Regions from separate parts of the Mus musculus genome. Here region 2 is linked to region 1. The links are chromatin loops, found by intact Hi-C in ENCODE. Cell type or tissue: left cerebral cortex. All regions are shown on one strand. Each heading gives the region's core, and the rest is flanking DNA. Links, peaks and the distances in the headings are about the cores only. Region 1 holds the start of Gm38588 (a long non-coding RNA gene). Region 2 holds the start of Wnt11 (wingless-type MMTV integration site family, member 11).

Region 1 (9,136 bases), core at 379-8,378:
GTGGGGGAAGGACCTGGGAGGCCTGGTTTGAGGAGAACTGTAACACAGAGACCTTGCCCCGTAGGCTCCATGCACCCCACGCTCTCACAATGGCCACCCTGTCCTGGCAGTTCCCTGAGGCCCTTTCCTAAGGTGAAGACTAGATGCCAGGTTCCTGCCTGGGCTGAGTTTGCAGTGGGCATGAGGTTCCATCTTCCTCAAAGGGCTAGAAGTCCCACATTTGGCAGAGCCTCTGGAATCTGGCTTCCACAAGTCAGACTGATCCCCACGGCTAGGGGTCACCTTCCCACACTTCAGAGGATGCCATCTGCCTGCTCTCCTAGAATCAGTAAGGTGAGAACACAGCCTGTGGTCACATGGGGAGAGTCCAGTTCTCTCGGCCCCACTCACTGTCTTCAACATGCTCCACATTGGATGTGAAGCTCCTGGCTTCACACAGCAACCTCTTCAGAGGAGACAGAGTCCTGCTCCCACACTTCCTAAAAATGAGAGTTCTTTAGTCTGGTTAAAAAAAGATAGCAGCCTCCCAAGGGAGGCTGACTCAGCGGGTTGGAAGCGAGCCCCAGAAACTGGACCTTTAGTGAACCTCGGTGGTGTTGAGGCTGCTGGTCCATGGACCTCCCTCTGAGAGGCAGCTACACTAGGATGGCTCTGGACATGGGGGACTATGTGATGGGGGACAATGGGCGGTAGGGTAAAAGGACAATGGAGAGATGTCCTCGTCTTGATAAGCAAGCACATTTACCAACCGAGCCATCTCCACAGGGCATCCCTGTGGGCTTGAGAGCTTGGCTGGAAATAAAAGGGCCTGTTTCCAGGATCCCTAGTCTTCCTCACCAGAGGTGGTCTCAAGCTGGTAAGGCAAGGCTAGACCAGGCAACTTTTGAGTTATAGCACAGTCAAGCTCCACTACACCTAATAAGGCAGGTTTTAAAATCATCCTCAGTGATATTGTCATCTCCATTTTGAGGGTGATACATGCTGATGGTAAGTGATCAGCTGAAGGTCACCGAACCAGGGCACAGCAAGCAGATTCAGCTTCCTGCGCTACATCACCAATCCTGTGACAGTCCCTAACTAACTTGCTGGTAAGAGGCACACACGTGCTCCACCAACACTGTGTGTCAGCAAACAACACCCACACATATATGCCTTCCACACACAGCCTTGGAGACAGCCAGAGACCTCTGGAGCACACATTCATGGAAACAAAGGCCTGTCACCTGACACAAAATGCCACATAAGTGTGCAGTGTCACCAACCTCTCAAGCTCCTGATGGGTCATCTCAGGGTTGGTAAAGTGTTTGCTGGTTAAGCATAAATGCATGAGTTTGGATCCCTGAACCCTCTTTAAAAGCTGAGTGTGGTGCACATATTTCTAATCCCAGTGTTGGACTGGATTGGACTGGGCTGTGGGCTGGGCAGGAATTGGAAGATAGAGGAGGTTAAGAGACAGGCTAATCCCTGGGAATCGTGAACTCCAGGTTCAGTGAGAGACCTTGTCTCAAAAATGAATAAATAAATAAGGTGGAGAGTGACTGAGCAGGCCACCCAACTCTGATCTCTAACCTTCACATGCACATGCAAGCATGTGTGTGCTCCTGCACAGACATGTGCACACATATACAACACACACACAGACACACAGAGAGAGAGAGAGAGAGAGAAAGAGAGAGAGAGAGAGAGAGAGAGAGAGGTCACATAGTCATCACACACAGATACACACACAAGTTCAGCACAAGAATGCAGGGCTTGTGCAGAACACATCACAGGTGTATACACAGCACACATGCATGCTCATACACTGTATATAGAATGCAAACTATGGTTCACATTTTTTTTTTGAGTCAGGGTTTCTCTGTGTAGCCCTGGTTGTCCTGGAACTCACTCTGTAGACCAGGCTGGCCTTGAACTCAGAAATCCACCTGCCTCTGCCTCTGCTTCCCAAGTGCTGGGATTAAAGGTGTGTGCCACCAACTGCCCAGCGAGTCCAGGTATTACAAATGCAGCAGGAAGGGAGAAAATAGAGGAATAAGCCGTGAAACCCCACCAGAAGGACAGAATTGAATGCCACAGACAGGGCGGTTATATTGGAAAGCCAAGTTGGATGCAGCAAATGTGGCTGGAAATCAGAACAAGCATTTTTCATTTCATCATCCTTTGTCTGTAACAAGGAGACACGCAATTTTGTCTGAATGTCAACGTATGGCTCACATCTTATGTGTATGGAGGGACAAATGTTCCAGCTCCCCCAAATCCTTGTTCGTACACCAGAGATGTGGACAAAAGTCTCCTTTCTGTGTGTACACATATACACACTCAGACACACAGGCACATTTGTAGACACACTCATAGGAACTGGGCTGCCATCTTCAGGGCCCAGAAGTAGATTTTCTCACTGTTAGTCCACACAGGAGCCATGTGTCTTTTACTACAGCTGATTCCCTAAGGTACAAAAGGGAATGGGGGGGGGGGAAGACATGTTTTGGCATCAGTTAGATAGCAGCAGCCGTGGAGATCCCGTGATTAATCCAGACAAGGAGGCCGGGCTATGTCAGGGGATGCTTGCCCTTCTCCCCGAAGCTGCTCCTTTTCAGACCTGTGATCTCTCGGAAAGCCCTGGGCGTTGAGGACTCTGCTCTCTGGTCTCTTCCGGGCTGGGTGGGTGGTGCCTGCTGGCTCTCTCTCTCCTCTGAGCGGCAGGCAGGCAGGACACCAGGGTTTGAGGTCTGAACTCTTCCTCAGAACAAACTTGATCCTGTCTGCATGCATCCCGTAGGTGTGCCCAGTCTCCTGGTGGTTAGCTGTGCTGCCTGCTGGCAGATACGGTCCCGAGGAAGAAACATTTAGATAGTTGCTCTCCCTGTGTGTTTTTCCCAGCAGTAGGGACAAAGCCCTAATTCCCAGCTGCCTCTTCCCAGTCAGACTTAGAAGGGAGCTGACTACTTTCCTGTCTTCCCGCTCCTCACTGCTGCCTCCGGCTCCTCAGCCTACTGAGCCGGATCACAGCCTTCAGGCCAGTGTCACCATGGATGGACTCTGTCCCTGGTTCCCTCGGCCACTGGTCTGCATCCCTCCCTAAGTCTTCCTTCTCATATCTCCCTCCTCCCGTCTGAACCCGGAGCCTCTTCTGGGTTCTCACCCTTTCCCTAGGACAGCTTCCTAGTCCAAGGCCCCCTTTCCTGTTCCTATGTCCCTGTGGCAGCCATGGGTCGGGCCACTCCCTGCTTAAAGAGCTATGATGTCACTGTGGTGGGGCTCATACCACCCCTCCTGTCTTTCCTCTCTCTTGGATTGTTCACATCATCTCACAGATCACACAACCACACATGTCCTCTGCCCCCCTCTCCTTCCTGCTCTTTCCAGCCTGTTTGGTTATCGCCACCAAAAGCCCTTTCCAGTTCCCCACTCTCTTTCCTCTCCGGCTCCTCCCTCTCTGCTTCCCTCTTCCCCACCTCCTCCCTCTCTCATGGAAAATTCCAGAGGCGAAGGCTGGAGGAACTTCCTAGGAGGGCTCCATGCTGACCCTGCAAAAATGGCCCAAAGGGGTCTCGAGTGTCTGTATTCCTTGGGCTCAGGAGCCAGGGAAAGGCCACCGAAGGAGGGACAGGAGAGACACTGAAGGGGCTACTGCCGCGCACAGCCGCATAGCCGCACAAGTCTGAAGCATCCTAGGTCTCTGGCCTTCCCTTTGCTCTCCCACAGCCTGACATACTATTAGCTGGAACGTGGCCTCTGTCCTCAGCACCCTTCTTAGCCCTTCTATTCATGTATACATCTGTTCATGGCATTGCCCTAACCGGTTCCTTTTCTGGCTTCATCTCAGAATGCTCATGTTTCCACTGTTGGGCTTTTCCCTCTCCCTCCCTCTCTCTCTCTCTCTCTGTATGTGTGTGTGTGTCCATGTCACCTCATTACTCTGTAGCTCGTGAGGTTGCCAGGTTGGTGTTAGAGTTGGCTTTGGAGTTGAGGTTCAGTTCTGCGAATAGGGTGGCCGGGTGACCTTGACCCCAGCCTGAATACCTTCATCTAAAAAGATGGCTCCTACTTACCTCGTGGGACTGTGGAGAAGATGGAGTCCCAGACACCTCATACACATTAATTCCCTTTTTGTGTGACATGAAAGGTGCTCTACAGCTACGTGTGAAAGCCTCACAGTGTTTCCAGTACCAAGCCTTTAAGGAGCCCAGGCCTTAGGGTTGGGGGAATGGCTAAGTCAGTAACGTGCTTGTCATGCAGCAGAAAGGCCTGAGTTCTGACTCCCAGCACTCCACAGAAAGGTCGCTGTGTGGCATGCACCTCTAAACCTAGCGATAGGGAGCCTGAGACTGGAGCTCATTGGCTAGCCCAATCAGTAAACTCTGGGTACAGTGAGAGACCCTGTCTCAAAAACTAAAGTGAAGAACAATCAAGGAAAATTCAGCATCAACCTCTGGCTCTATTTGCATGCACACATACCTAAACACAATCTACATACATGTATACACTCATGCACACCTGTACACATGTGTGTACACACATGGGCACACACACACACACACCTGGCTAGACCCTGCATAGTTGAGAGACCTGGTCTGTAGATCTAGGGCTCAGAAGAAAGGCCAAGCCATCAGTGGGAGGCCACTAAGTGTCTCGCTGTCTGTGAATGGGACAATCTGGCCTGCCTCCCAGGAGAGGGTGCAATAAGCCACGGGAGCCAGGGAACGTACTCTAAATGAGCTCGACCTACTTGTCATTTGGTAGAAAGTGTGACTAATGAAAGGCCAATGAACCCTTTAATACATACCTCCCGGTGCCCCCAGGCCTTCTGTGTGGTGACAGGACACTGATTCCTCGCTGCCCTTCAGTGGTCAGGTGGAGTCTCCAGGCAAGTCGATACAGTTAGTTAAGCCTACCACTGCCCTCCCTCTTCCAGCCGGCCAGCCAGGTCACCAGCCTGTAACTCAGAAAGCCTGTCTGCTTCTGGAATGCCTTGCCTGCCCCCTAGTGGATGTCCTAAGATCCATCTCTCTGAGACTGGCACCTTGAACAGGACATGAGTGAGGGTCAGGGAGAGGGGTCGTGTAGACCTCAGACCCTTCAGGAGGGAGCCAGGATTGGACTGGGGACCTTGACTTCTCATTAAGGAGCAGCTGACCCTCTCCCCAGGACCTCCAGGCTGTCCAGAGACTGTGTAGGCGATGGACAATCCATGTGTCCCTCTCTGCAGTGTGTAACTGCCTCCAGCTTAATGTGGCTTCTCTTTTCTTTTGAGCAGTGTTCCCCAAACATTGGTATCCTTACACCGGTGCTTACTTAACAACTGTAGCTGCCTCTACCTCTTCTGCCACATTAAATTCCTTCTCTGTTGACCAGAGACTCAAGTTACAAGAGCAGGGCATAGACCTGGCCCTGCTCAGGAAGCCCCAGGTCTCAGATCAGTACAGCCAGAGTGGCTGGGAATGAAAATCCATGGCAGATATCTCTTGCATAACACTCAGGGGTGGGACAAAGGCTCCAGGGAAGGCTTGGAGGGCTTCCTGTAGGAAGTGGCAAAGAGCGAGACCTGGAGAGGAGGAATCTGTCAGGAGAGGTGGTAGCCAAGGGTCTGGAAAGAAACACCAGGCTGTGCATGACTGCAGTTGCTGTGGGGTTGTGAGCAGAAGCTGTACAAGAGAGGCTAGGGCAGCTGACATGCCACAGAGCCTAAACCACTGGACCCTGAGTGGGCATCAGTCCAAGGAAGGATCCCATAAGAAGTCTATGGGCTCCTTGGCTTTGTCACTTTGCGTATTTGCCCACTCACTAATTCAGTCCCTCACCTGCCTCTACTTGGGCATCAGGCTAAAGGAATGAGCTGGAGAAGGCTGCTGCCCCAGAGCTGCCAGCCATAGCAACTGTTAGCTCATTCAGAGGAGGGGTGGGGAAGGTTTATAGCAACAGGAGGAGGCTTCTTCAGATGGGCTTTGATGGGTATGTAGCAATTTACAGGGCGTTGGAAAGGACTAAGGTCATTTAGGTAGACAGCGGCAGGAGCAAAGTTGGGGTATCCCGAGGGGCCTGGGGAAGAGTAGAGAATGTGCCACAGCAAATGATCTGGGGTTCTGGGAGCCTGTGGTGGAGCAGAAAGATGCAGAGCCTGGAGGTGAGCTAAAGACTCTGCAGTGTTCCAAGTCCACTACCCCAAATCATGCCCAATTGCATGATGGGGGACTGACTGCTTCCAATCACCTGGCTCCACCAGGGACCCCTCTGCTGAAGTATGACCCCCCCATTTCCTAGTGAGGCTGGAATGGTTCTCCCCTGAGAACCCACTCCCAAAGGATGGGAGGATACCTAGGCTGGTGGGACAGAGGGACATCTCAGTCACCAGCTAAAAGCCAGCATAGGACTCTGCCTGAGTGTGTGAGCTCATGTAAGACACCAGGCTGGCTTCTCTCCAGAGCCACTGTGCCTGGCTCCAAAGGCCCCACAGCTCTCTAGACGAGAGCCTTGGTCCTGGAGGCAGACCCCTGGGAACATACTGGGGACTGTGGCTTTTTGGAGGGGGGCTTCTCTAGTGCTAGGAGGCAGGGGTCAGGGAAGGGAGAGGGCACACTACCCCCTCCAACTCTCCATCTCCTGGTTCATAAAATGGACAAACAGTTCCTTCAAGGGTCGTGGGCATGGTAGAGCTAAAGACAGGCCTGACCATGCTGAGCAGGCAGTATGCAGGGCATAGTGGGGGTACAGCCCACTCCCCAATTCTGACAAAGAAGTGTAGGGCAAGGGAACACCCTCAGAGGGGCCAGCTCACATAACTACTTGTGCTTAATTGGCAAGTTTTAGAGCCAGGGTCCCACTCCCCACCCCAAACCCCAGATTCTTCCAAAGGTGTCTGTGTGCAGAAGTCTGAGAACAGCTGCTTGGGCCACCAGTGGGGACATCTCCTTGGTGACCAGCTGGCTGGCTGCTCTCCTGTACTGCTCAAGTGTGAAAGCCTATAGGTAAAGCCAGCTACACTAGAAATGGCACATACATGGGCATGCACAGACACATGTTATAGGAAATACAAAGGTGAGCTGCACGGTGCTCACAGCAGGGCTTACACAGACACTCAGATTCAACCACACACATGCTGAAGCCAGGCTTGCAGCTCTCCAGGCTCACAGATACAGTGTCACCTGCACTCAGAAACACAAAACACAAGTGCATAGACACAGAAACTCATAGACAGTGCTTGCATGACACAGTGACAGCTCACATAGGCTCATTGTGTTCTGCCTGCAAGGCTTCACAGAGATTCATGGGTCAGGTCACTTACATGTGTACACCCTAAGTCATAGCTGTCCCATATCCTGAGTTTGGGTGGCTTCCACTTCCTGACCCCCCTTGGATTGCACAAGAGCCCACAAGACAGTAAAGGCATCTGGCCTCTGTAGTGAAGTGGGGATGGAGGCTCAGAAACCTGTGTGATGGTCGAGGCTACGCAGCTCGCAGAGGGAACACCAAAGCCCAGGTGAAGGCAGTTTCCATGTGTTTGCCCATCATGTGCAGATACCTCTGTATCCCTCTGTGTACCCCAGGACACTCACAGCATCCACATGTTCAAGAATCCAGACAGCCTCACTGACTATCTAACCAATCACTCATGTCTCAGAGGAAGATACGGAGGAAGGTTTCCAGTAAGAGCTACGGGCCTGAGGCAGGCCGTGAAGACCCACAGAGCAAGCAGGTCCTCCATAGCTATACCACACAAGCCATAGACACATCCCACCACACACAGGAGGGCTTCCCCTTCCAGCATCTGTAGGATGACTTGGTGGACTGGCATAATGTCCCCACATGCTTAAAAGGATTAGGTGCAAAGTTACACAGGTAGGGATGGCCAGGTGAAGGGAATCTGGACACAGTGACCCTAGAATAGTTTTCCAGAACCCCTAGGCTAGAGTCTTACCATCAGCTCCTTCTCCCAAAGGGCTCCAGCTAATAATGGGGACATGAGTTACATGTGCAGCTGATCTTGCTGGCTCTGAAATCAGCTGCAGGGATTTGGGGGAGCGTTCTTTGATGTGCTGCTGTTTAGTGAGTTGGGCTCTTATATTCTCCTCCTCCTCCTCCTCCTCCTCCTCCTCCTCCTCCTCCTCCTCCTCCTCCTTCTCTTCTTCCTCATTATTATTCTGAACTCTCATTTCCTGACAGCCAAGGAATTCTCAGCCCCTCTCCCCCATCATGAGATTCTGGGGCCCTACATTGGACTCTCAGCACCGTGCTCCCAGATGCTGAAGTTGTGGACCTGTTCTGGTGAGGCAGGGGAGTAGTCAGGACTGGGCGCTGCCTATGGGCCCAATGGTATACTCCAGCCATTCTGAGAGAGAGAGAGAGAGAGAGAGAGAGAGAGAGAGAGAGAGAGAGTCCTTTTGATGCTCTTAGGGAGGATAACAAAGAAGCCCCAGAAGCACTGTGATGGGGCTTGGGGCGAGGACAGAACCAACACACACACACACACACACACACACACACACACAGAGGGGTGGGGGGGTACACTGGCCAAGCCTGAAGATCCCTCTCCTGCCCAGCTTTTACTTTTGCCCAGAAGAGCTGTGTCACTTGGGGCAAAGGCTCCCCGTACCCTGGTCTTGAGCCCTTAGCTATGTGCTGGGGACAGGATCTTCCATAAGGAACAAGGGACTTGGAGACAGTGAGCTCTCTGCCTCAAAATGGCTTGTCCAACACTTCAGGGTGGAAGCGGGTATTCTATTTTTATTGTTTTCCTGACAGGAGGCAAGGACACCCCTGGAGTTACTAGGGAAGACACCAACTGCTCATACCACTCATGGGTGGCAGACAGCCAGGGAGCTGACATTCCTAGCAGAGCAGGGGTGGTGGGGGCATCTTGACTGCCTTGGCCCTTGCCCACTGACTTGCTATCAGGGACCTGGCCCAGCCTCCCCTGATTTTCTGGGCTCAGCCAGTCCCTGGCGTGCTTTGGCAAAGCCAGTCCGGATTTCTTGGTTTATGCGGTCCTGCCATGGGTCTCTGAGGAGAAAGGAGAGATGAGGATCATAAATGACTGTCAAAGCAACAGTGAGAGGTGGTAGGGCTTTTTAAAGGGGCCAGGCATGCCTTCCGCTCTTATGTCTGCTGACACCGAGCAGCATGCCCTGGGCACAGGGGC
Region 2 (8,982 bases), core at 1-8,000, 360 kb before region 1:
CTTGCTGCCCTACTTCAGAGCCGCTGCATTCCTGCCAGAGCCTCTTAAGACTCTTCCTAGAGAGGCCCCGCCCTTACTGAGTGGCAGGCTCAGTACTGCCAGCTGTGGAGAGAACAGCCTATCAAAGTCCCTTAGCTGGCCAGGGGTCTTTCTTCCCCAACCCCTCCACCAGAGGGAGCAAGAGGCTCACATCTCCCCCACCCCATCCCTCCCCACATTTGACCCATCATGGTTTCCCTCCACCCCTGGCTTTGGAGGCAATGCTTAAGGTTCTCAGTGTATCACCAGGATCACCAGGCAGTCAGATTTCGACCCTGCTCCCCAATCCCTGATCCCACCTGTTTAGCTTGTCTGTCCCAGAAGCCCACCAGGTGGGCACCTCAGGCCACCAACTCACATCTGGTTTCAGTTCTTGTGTCAAATGTCCCTTTCATCTCCAGGTCACTTTCCAAGCCTGCACACATGGTCCCCAGGACTGCCCCAGGACAGCTGGCCCTGACGAGTCCCTACCCCCACTGCACAACTGTCCCGGGACTTCCTTCTACCAACAGCCCAACCCAAAGGTCTGCTCTACTCCTCATTGGCTATGAAACTCTGCTAAAGATCCTCCAAGGTGTTCCTTTCCTCTGCTGGGCAGAGGGGCTCAGGAAAGCAGAACACACAACACAGATTGGGAGACTGAAAAGAAGCCGTATGTATGTCAAAAATAGCACCCGGCACCCAGCAAGGCTGCATCTGTGTGCACAAGTGCCTATGCCTGCTCCCACTCTTCCCCCCACGGGCAGGGGGCTGAACCCAGGGCCTCGCACATGCTGGGCTGTACTCCCAACCCTTATCATTATTTTTAAATGTTAAGGCAGAGTCTCACCACGTGGCTCTGGCTGGCTTTGAATGAACCTGTACCTTGGCTAGGCACTGAACTTGCAATCCTCCTGCCTCAGCCCCTTCAGTAGCTGAGATTACCAGCCTCTGCCACCAAGCTTGGCTATACTATTCTTAAGCTTTGCTTCTCCCAGGCCCTCTATTTTCCAGCTGCAGTAATAGTTCAACCATTATCAAGGGTTAGCCTCGTAAGCCCTCTGCTTGGGTTCCTCTGATCTCACAGCCACAGGGCCAGCATGTGACCTTGTGGCCGCTACTTACCATCTCTATACCTTAACTTCCTTATTGTGAAGCAACGAAAAGTCAGTCTGTCACCTATCTCATGGAGTGTTAACAAATCAGATAGAGGCCTGCAGCTCTCAGAGCTGTGTAATAGGACACCCTGTGGTCCCTGCTCCCTGCAGGGGACAGGGGATGCTCCTGCCCCCATACTTCTGTCCTTGTTCTTCCTCCAGCCTGGGACACCTGCTTCACATTCCATCTCTGCCCGTCAAGTCCTCCCTGGGGGATGTCTTGAGTGCAGACTCTGAGCTGTGCCCATGTGTGTCAAGGCTTAGACGTAGTAGAGCAAAACTGGGTGTTGCTCTCAGCCGGCCTCGTACCCCACCCCATCCCCAGCACACGCCAGCTTGGGACTGTGTGTGTCACATGAATCCTTAGAACCTCAGGACGCCCTTTGTAGGGCAGATAAAGAGAGATGAGAGTTGTGTCCCCAGGACTCTATAAACAAAACAAGTCACCCAAGCTTGGTGCTAGGCCATGAAGGCCCCTGTAGCTCTCAGCAACCCCTTCCTTCTCTTCACCTCATCCCCTGGTCTGTAAAGCAATGGCTGAAGGGGCTTCTCTCACTGACTTGTGCCCAGCCCAATAAGCAAGAGTGCCTGACAGCAGCAGGAGGAGGTTCGAAGGAGCCTGGCCCAGGACAGACCCCCTTTCTTGTAAACCAGAAGTACAAGAAGATGGGATTTCCCTCCCGAATTATTTAATCAAGAACTCAGCACCAGAAAAGGCTGGACCAGGAACCTCCAGTTTTCCAGAGGTTCAGTGTGTTGCAGTAATTCCTTCTTCAAAGCGAATTCCTGGACCGACCCTCTTCAGTGCCCATAATCTATCAATCCCTTGTTTGATCTGCAGGCTCCCTAACCATGACCTGAGCAAGGCAGACACATTCCTGTTCTTGACTCTCCCACTCCGGGCACTGTACTCTGAGAGTGTCCTCCATATCTCCTACCTGCCAAACTCCTCACTTGTGCAGCCAAAAGTGGCAGCCTCTAGAAAATCTCTGTAACCCTCATGGGTGACCCAACCAGGCTGCCCTCCTCCGAGCCCCGGAGCCTCCACTCTTACAACCCCTGGAAAGTTATTTACAGCCCGGGCTTATCTCTCCCAGCCCAGGGACAGATCCTTCAGGAAGGGGCTGCCTTTCCCCATATCCCACTCCTTTCACACTGCCTACGGCAGCCACCACAGGAGGAACTAGCACTGCACGAGGAAACCAGGAAAATTGCCCCCAGCGACCATTTATCCTTCCAGGACATCCCTTAGCTTCGGACCTTCAGCAGCTCTTTAGGGAGTCTCCAATCAGATCCCAAGGAGCCGGTACTAACTATCCTTCTGACAGACCGAGTACTCGGAGGCCCCAGAAGGTGACACTTCCCCCAAGGTCCCCAGGTGGAAGGGGTCAAAACTCTCTTAGCAGACCTCCTGGAGGCTGACAGGCCATGATCCCGAACTGGACCCTGTGTCCTGAACTGAGCAGACTCTCTCTGAGTTGTGCCACTTGGAGAGGATGTTTCCCTAGTCCCTCACTGGCCTTTGAGCAACCCTGGCCTGGATGAGAAAATCCGCTCACCCACTTCGCAAGCCCGCGGAGGGTAAGAACAGCATATCACAGAAGAAGTCGCCGAGCTAAGAACGGCTCGCCCACGACGCCCAAGCCAACTTAGCCTCGCAGATTTTGGTGGGCTCACCCAACCTCTCCAGCTTCTCGCCCAATGGCCCATTGGAGTGAAAACGGAGTCCTACTTACAGCCACTTGATGCCATAGCACACGCCGGTGTGGAGCGCCAAGGCAAAGAGCAGAGCCTCGCAGACCTGCGGCCGCGCCCTCATCGTCGCGCGCGCCCGGCGCTCCCGGGGGTCGCACCCTGCAGGAGCCGCACCGAACTCCGCCGCCTGCAGGCCACCGCTGCTGTTCCTGCGCGCACGCCGCCTGCAATCACGGAGAACAGGGCGGCGGGTTAAGGCGGCGCGCGGGCTGGGAGGCGTTTTATTCAAATTACAAAGGAGGGGTCGGGCCGGGGAGGCTGAGCGAGGAAGGAGTCCGCTCTCTCCCCGAACCGCCCGAGACCCGCCGGCGTCAGGCTCGGATTAGGTGAGACCCTAGCGCGGCCGAGGGCGTGTCGCCCAGGGCAGATCAGGGTTGAGCGGCCCAGGAAGGACAGGGTGAAGCAGATAGGAGGTTCTCGGGAGACCCAGCAGAGAGTCTGGAGAGGACCGCAAGGAGGAGACCCCACCACCAGCAGCAGCGCGAAAACCAACTGACGTAGCGACCGCAAGGAGAGGAACTGATCCGGAATATGATTTAGGCTCCTATACTAATCCACGATATCGATTATTAGTTATTGCAGCTTTAATGAGTCTACAGTTTATTCATCTGCGAATGGGGTGATCTGAGCAGAATTCTCCTTTTACAGAGAACAGTCTCCCAGTGTAGCCAGCCATCTTTACTCCTCTCAGACCTGTGATGGGTATTGTCACTCCATCCATCTCAGATGAGGAAACCGAGGCCCAGAGATGTGGAAACATCTGTTCAGTTAGTTGTTAGGCTGTTCAGTTAGTGAGCACCCGTCTGGTGCTGGGCTGTTGAGCTATTTTGTCTACCTGTGCCGGGTAAGCTAAGGGCAGGGAGAACACAGAAGACGGTGCTATTTCTGGGCACCTACTTTCCAGTAAGGGAAGGGGAAACTGCAAAAATGGGGTGGAGGTGGGTGCTCTTTACACACTGAGGCATCTCCAGCGCCTGAAGAGCTACTTCAGACTTGCCACTTCAGTGCCTCGGTCCGGACGAGGCAGCGCCAAAGCTCCCTAGCAGAGCAGGGAAGCTCCAGGCCTGCAAGAGGTTGATTCTGGGACCGCCAGGCGGCGAGCTAGGGCCGCGGAGGAGCCGCCACCCCGCCCGCTTGCAGCCTGCGGAGCTGCTTTCTGAGGCTTGACTCCCTTCTCATCATTCTCACCTCATTAACTCCCTTCCAGGCTTCTCCCAAATTTACCAACACCTGGCATTCGCCCCGAGTCATACACAGCCCCTCTCCTCTCTGGAGCAGCAAGGACAAAGGGATTCCTTCCAAAAGGGTCTACAGAGTCTGAGGAAGGAGGTGCCAGACTTGGGGGGGGGGGGGTCTCTGGAACAGGGAAGAGCGGTTCTCATCTGGCTCTGTGAGTTTGGGCAATTCCTCAACCACCCCAGCCTAAGTTTTCCCTTTTATTAAAAAGCAAAGACCTGGACTCCAGCTTTCTGATCTTCGTCTGATCTTCTCTCTGTATCCGCTATTATTATACATACCTGTGTAGCCTATGCACGCCTGTGTGTTTCAAATGTACAGGCTTGAACACACACACACACACACACACACACACACACACACGTTTGAAACGTCATAGTTTTCTGGGGCCTTCTGGCAGAATCCAGAGGAATTCAAGCAGAAAACCTTGAATTACCCCCCCCCCTTCACAGAGTCCCCCAAGTCTGAAATGCTTGGCACAAACACGACTCCAAGCTGGGGTCTCAACGGGATTTTTGGTGCAGTCCGAATCTTCCTCTTACCTCTTCCGTATCCAGATCTTTCCCTCCCTGTTGGAAGTTTGCACACTTCCCCCAAATCAGAAAAATGTCTGCAGGATCAGATCGCAGAGGAGGGGGGGGGCCTCAAAACACCAGTCATTGTCTCTTTGTTCCCACTTAAAGTGTGGGATCCCCGAAGGCACCCAGAGTTTCTAAGTGGGAAGGGATCGCTAAGTCGCAGAAGGAATCTCAAGGACTTACACCGGGGTATCAATATACGACTCCCAGTGAGAGGAAGGGTGGCCCAAACCGCACAGCAGTCGGTCGGGGACCCAGGCCTCCAGCTATTCCCTGCTCTTCCCAGCAGCTCCAGAGGCCCTAGACTTCTCCTTCCGTCACCCCGGCGCGTTGCTTAAAAGGCACCTTGGTCTCTGGGTACTGATATTATTCTCGTCCTACCTAAGAAGGTCCAGGACAGCCTTGGGAGCCGCTGTGTCACCCTCACCTTGCGCCCAGAGGGTCAGAGCGCATTCGTCGCTCGAAGTCCCCGGTCCGCCAGGGGGAGCTAAGCCTGGGTTCAAAGAAATATCTGCCCCGGCCTCACACAGTGGGACTTCGGGCTCTACTGTTCGCGTCTTGGATGAAGCGCAGAGTGACTTCCCTCTTGGCCTTGGTTATCCCTTAAGACTTGTTTTCGTTATCCCTGAACTAACTACGCAACCTCTTGCTTCAGACTGGGCGCCCAGCCTGCAATGGGAACAGTCTCATAGTGGGCCCGCGGGAAAAAAAAAAAGCAGTGCTTATAGAGAAAGAGAGAGCAAATCTTTCTTCCTCTCCTTGGACACTTAGTCTAAGCTACCCAGCTTGCAGCAGTCTGAAGAATGAGCCTCCCAGAGCTGTGCAAACGTCGGACACTACGGACACTGTGGCCCAGCCACGGGCCGCCAACAGGTGATCTTAAGGCTTGGAGCCTTGGAGAGCTTTAGAAACTTTACTTTAGATAACCTTCCCGCTCAGGCTAACCGGCGAGGATTGGCCGAGCCTCTCCCACCCCCGGTGTGCTATGCTGGCTCCAGCTTTGGTGCTGTGCGCCGGGACAATGTCCGCAATTGACCGACTATAATGACCAAATGGGCTGCTCCAAGAGGCTGGCCGCGCAGCACTCAAAACAAAAAGGGTGCGACAGGGACGCCGAGCGACAGCTTCAAGGTTACCTGCGAGGTTGCGTGAGACCTGACTTTAAGCTCAGCGGAGAGGCTGTCAGGATCTTCTATGTTGTTCCAGGTCACCGCGGAGACGCAGTGTTTGAAAAGTGGATAGGGAGAGTGCGGAACTCCTGCCACCCGCTGGAGCGGAATCCTGTGTTCCCAAAGACTGTAAGGGACACGGAGGCAATTCAGTGCCACGGGTGGAAGGTACCGGGCTGGTGGATGTAAGCCAGATGTTCGGAGCGCTCCAGATGTGTCACAGGGCGGGGGCAGGACTCTCCTCCCTATCCCCAGCCCCCAACCTGGAGCTGAGGTCGGTAAACAAACTCGCCCCCCTTCCCAGCTGCCTCTAGGAGCCCTTCTCACCTCTCGGAGCTATCCCCCCCCTGCTCTGGCAGGAGCTAGGGACTTCTCGGCTTTTGTCCCCCTCTCTTGCCTCCTCACACACACCCTCTGTCGCGGGATCCAAATCCCCCCACCCCCGGGATGGCTCGGGCGTGACCTCATCAACCCGCAGACTGCGAGGGAGGGGACCGAGTCCTGGGATGGGAGACAGGACGGAAGAACCTGAAGGGGGAGAACTGAAGGAACCATACAACCCACCCCATCCTTCACACACACACACACACACACACACACACACACACACACACACACCAGGCCCCTAGTCCCAGGGTCGTCCGGGAAGTTGCGTTCCCCCAAGAGGAGTTACTCGAAATGCTGCGGAGGAGAGAGGTGAGGAAAGGAGAGCGACGAAAGCCACTTTGGTTTGCTTCTCCGGGAGTGGGTGTCCTATCAATAAGGGGGTCTCTAGGGCTCAGTCGCCTCCCTCCCTACCCAGTGGGTTCCTGATTAACATTAGCCACGGCCACTGCTCACCTTTGGGACGCTCTCCCGGCGCGCCCAGCCTGCCCCTGCAACCTCGGCCGCCCCCAGGAGTTGCGAGTGCGGTCCCCCGCCGGCGGGAGCGGCGAGGATAGCTTCTTCCAGACGCAGCTCAGCAGGGAGCCGGGGATCCTGGCAACTCGGGCGCGGACGCCAAGGCGGTCAGTTGTGCTCGGCTCTCCGGCCTGCGCCCGCGGATCTCCGGAGCTCTCTCCTCGCCCGGCACGATCTGCGGCGCCCGCCGGCCCAAGCGTTTTATAAGGCGCGGACCGTCGCTTTGATCCGCCCACGTCAGCGCGCCGAATCCCCACCCGGTGGCTCGCGCGGGGCGGGGCGGGGTCCCCATGACGCCTCGGACCCGCGGCGCCCGCCCGGCGCTCCGGGACACTTTGCACCCTATTGCTGTACGGAAGGGAATTTGCTCGCCACGGTTAGTGTTGAAAGCATGCCTGTTGAGTGCCAGCGGCGCGCCGGGCGCAGGGACGGCCCACCTCCGAAGCTAGTAATGATCAGCAAAGAGCCTGAACTAGCCAGAGGGTCTGACCTAAATGCGGAGGACAGCTTTACTAAATGCGTTTGCCCCTTACATGCTTCAGGAGTTGGGAGGTCTTGAGCCCTGAGCTTCTGCTGTGGTCCTACAAGCTTCACTGGGCCATCTTTCTAGGCATCTCAGAGGGGCGCTCACCTCTAAGAGGTGCAAGGGCTCTGGTATGAGAAGAGCATCAAAAAGTGCCTCCAAGTAGGCTGTGGTTGCAGGGGACTCTTGTGGGCGAACCCAGCGGGCAGTAGGGGCTCTCTCAGTCCCAACAGAGGACCAGGTTTCAGAAGCTAACCAGCACTGGTGAAGACTTCCCCTGAGTGTAGTCCTGTTTATGAGTTGATCCTGCTCCCACCCCCTACCCCTCAATTGCTCTTCCTTGACTAGAACCGAGGCCAGCCTTATTTCCCTCGGTTTCTAACCAAGTGTTGTGGTTCTACCAGTTTCTGTCTTCTTCATTCTAGGGTTTTCGACATCTGAATGTGCTCAGGGTTTATCTAGCTCACTAGTAGAAAGGAAACCGGAGGCAAGAAGGGGCTTCCCTGGGATCTCCCAAGCTGTCTGCTACCCTCCCCCCACTCTTCGTAGCTGCTATTGAAGTGCTCACAAGCTCCCCCCAATACATACACACACACATAGACAGGAGGGAGGGAGAAAGAGAGAGAGAGAGAGAGAGAGAGAGAGAGAGAGAGAGAGAGAGAGAGAGAGAACCACAATCCATCCACAATGGCCACCAGCCCTCTTGCACATGAGGCTGGGACATATCATCACAATGGTTATAAACACACTATCAAGGGATATCTGTATATATCACATGTCCATAAACCCAGTAGCACGTAGGTGTGCAGTAGTCATATATATATATATATATATATATATATATATATATATATATATATATAATTAGATTGCTACACAACACATAGACTACCCACAAATAGTTCACTCACAAACATACAACTTTCCACACGCAGCATGCAACACCAAACACACATATACTACATACACAAACAAGAATAGCCTATGAGCACAAGAACACAAGCACACAACTCTTGGCCATCATCATTGTCCAGCCCAGGGCACTAAGTCAGTCCCATTAAAAAAAAAAAAACTATGGCATGGCAGTGGGAACTTTATGTGGGGCATCCAGGAGCCAGGGGAAGGGTAAGGCTTTCCCTCAGAAGTCTGGGGATGAAGGCAAAGGTGACCAAGGGCTCATTTTCCCTTAGCTCCTCTGCCACCAGAGACACCCCAGTCAGAGCCATTCCAGGTGGCCTCTGTCTGCTTGGAGAAGCCAGTCGACAGCACCTAAACATTTTCGTGAATACTACTTCTGCCTGATATCATCGGCGTCCAGTTGAATGGAAGTGGAGAGCAATTAGGAATCACAATATGGACCTTGGATTCCACTCTGACACTGCAGCTGACACCTGTAACCCTGGCACCTGGGGAGTCAGTCACCGGGAAGTAGAGGCTAGAGTGGGCTATAGGGAGTAAGTACCTGTTGCAGAAATGCAATTGTCTACAACAAAGTCCATTTGGGATTCCAGTAGAACCTTCCTGGTTCTGTTTTTAGCTGTGTGATCTTGAGTGAGTTGCTGAAATTCTCCTGTACTTAGTTTTCTTACCCATAAAATAGGAATGATGCAACCCCACAAGATCATCTATACTATCCAAGGTCAGGA

Evidence for each region. Peaks named below come from ENCODE experiments on the same cell type or tissue, not always from the same donor. Only the 100,000 strongest peaks of a DNase experiment are listed, where the experiment ranks them.
Region 2: it touches region 1 in a loop (4-fold over the local background); 7 of 42 quality-filtered maps call a loop at or near these places.

Annotation. Positions count from the first base shown.
Region 1 is chr7:98,477,045-98,486,180 of GRCm38, reverse strand. Gm38588 (a long non-coding RNA gene) reads right to left here and starts at 4,916. Exons shown (of 3, transcript XR_869808.1): 1 at 4,787-4,916; 2 at 2,600-2,816. Gucy2d (guanylate cyclase 2d) reads right to left here. Exons shown (of 19, transcript NM_001130693.3): 19 at 8,703-8,997. The coding sequence ends at 8,889. In left cerebral cortex, for the core only: a CTCF peak has its summit at 4,987 (motif pointing left); DNase peaks (open chromatin) are centred at 413, 3,455 and 4,970; H3K27ac peaks cover 861 bases.
Region 2 is chr7:98,833,120-98,842,101 of GRCm38, reverse strand. Wnt11 (wingless-type MMTV integration site family, member 11) reads right to left here and starts at 3,257. Exons shown (of 5, transcript NM_009519.2): 1 at 2,912-3,257. The coding sequence starts at 2,994. It overlaps Gm33770 (a long non-coding RNA gene), which reads left to right and starts at 6,007. Exons shown (of 3, transcript XR_378356.3): 1 at 6,007-6,187; 2 at 8,527-8,790. In left cerebral cortex, for the core only: CTCF peaks have their summits at 147 (motif pointing right), 3,073 (motif pointing left), 4,009 and 5,221 (motif pointing right); DNase peaks (open chromatin) are centred at 3,092, 4,021, 5,212, 7,122 and 1 more place; H3K4me3 peaks cover 2,920 bases.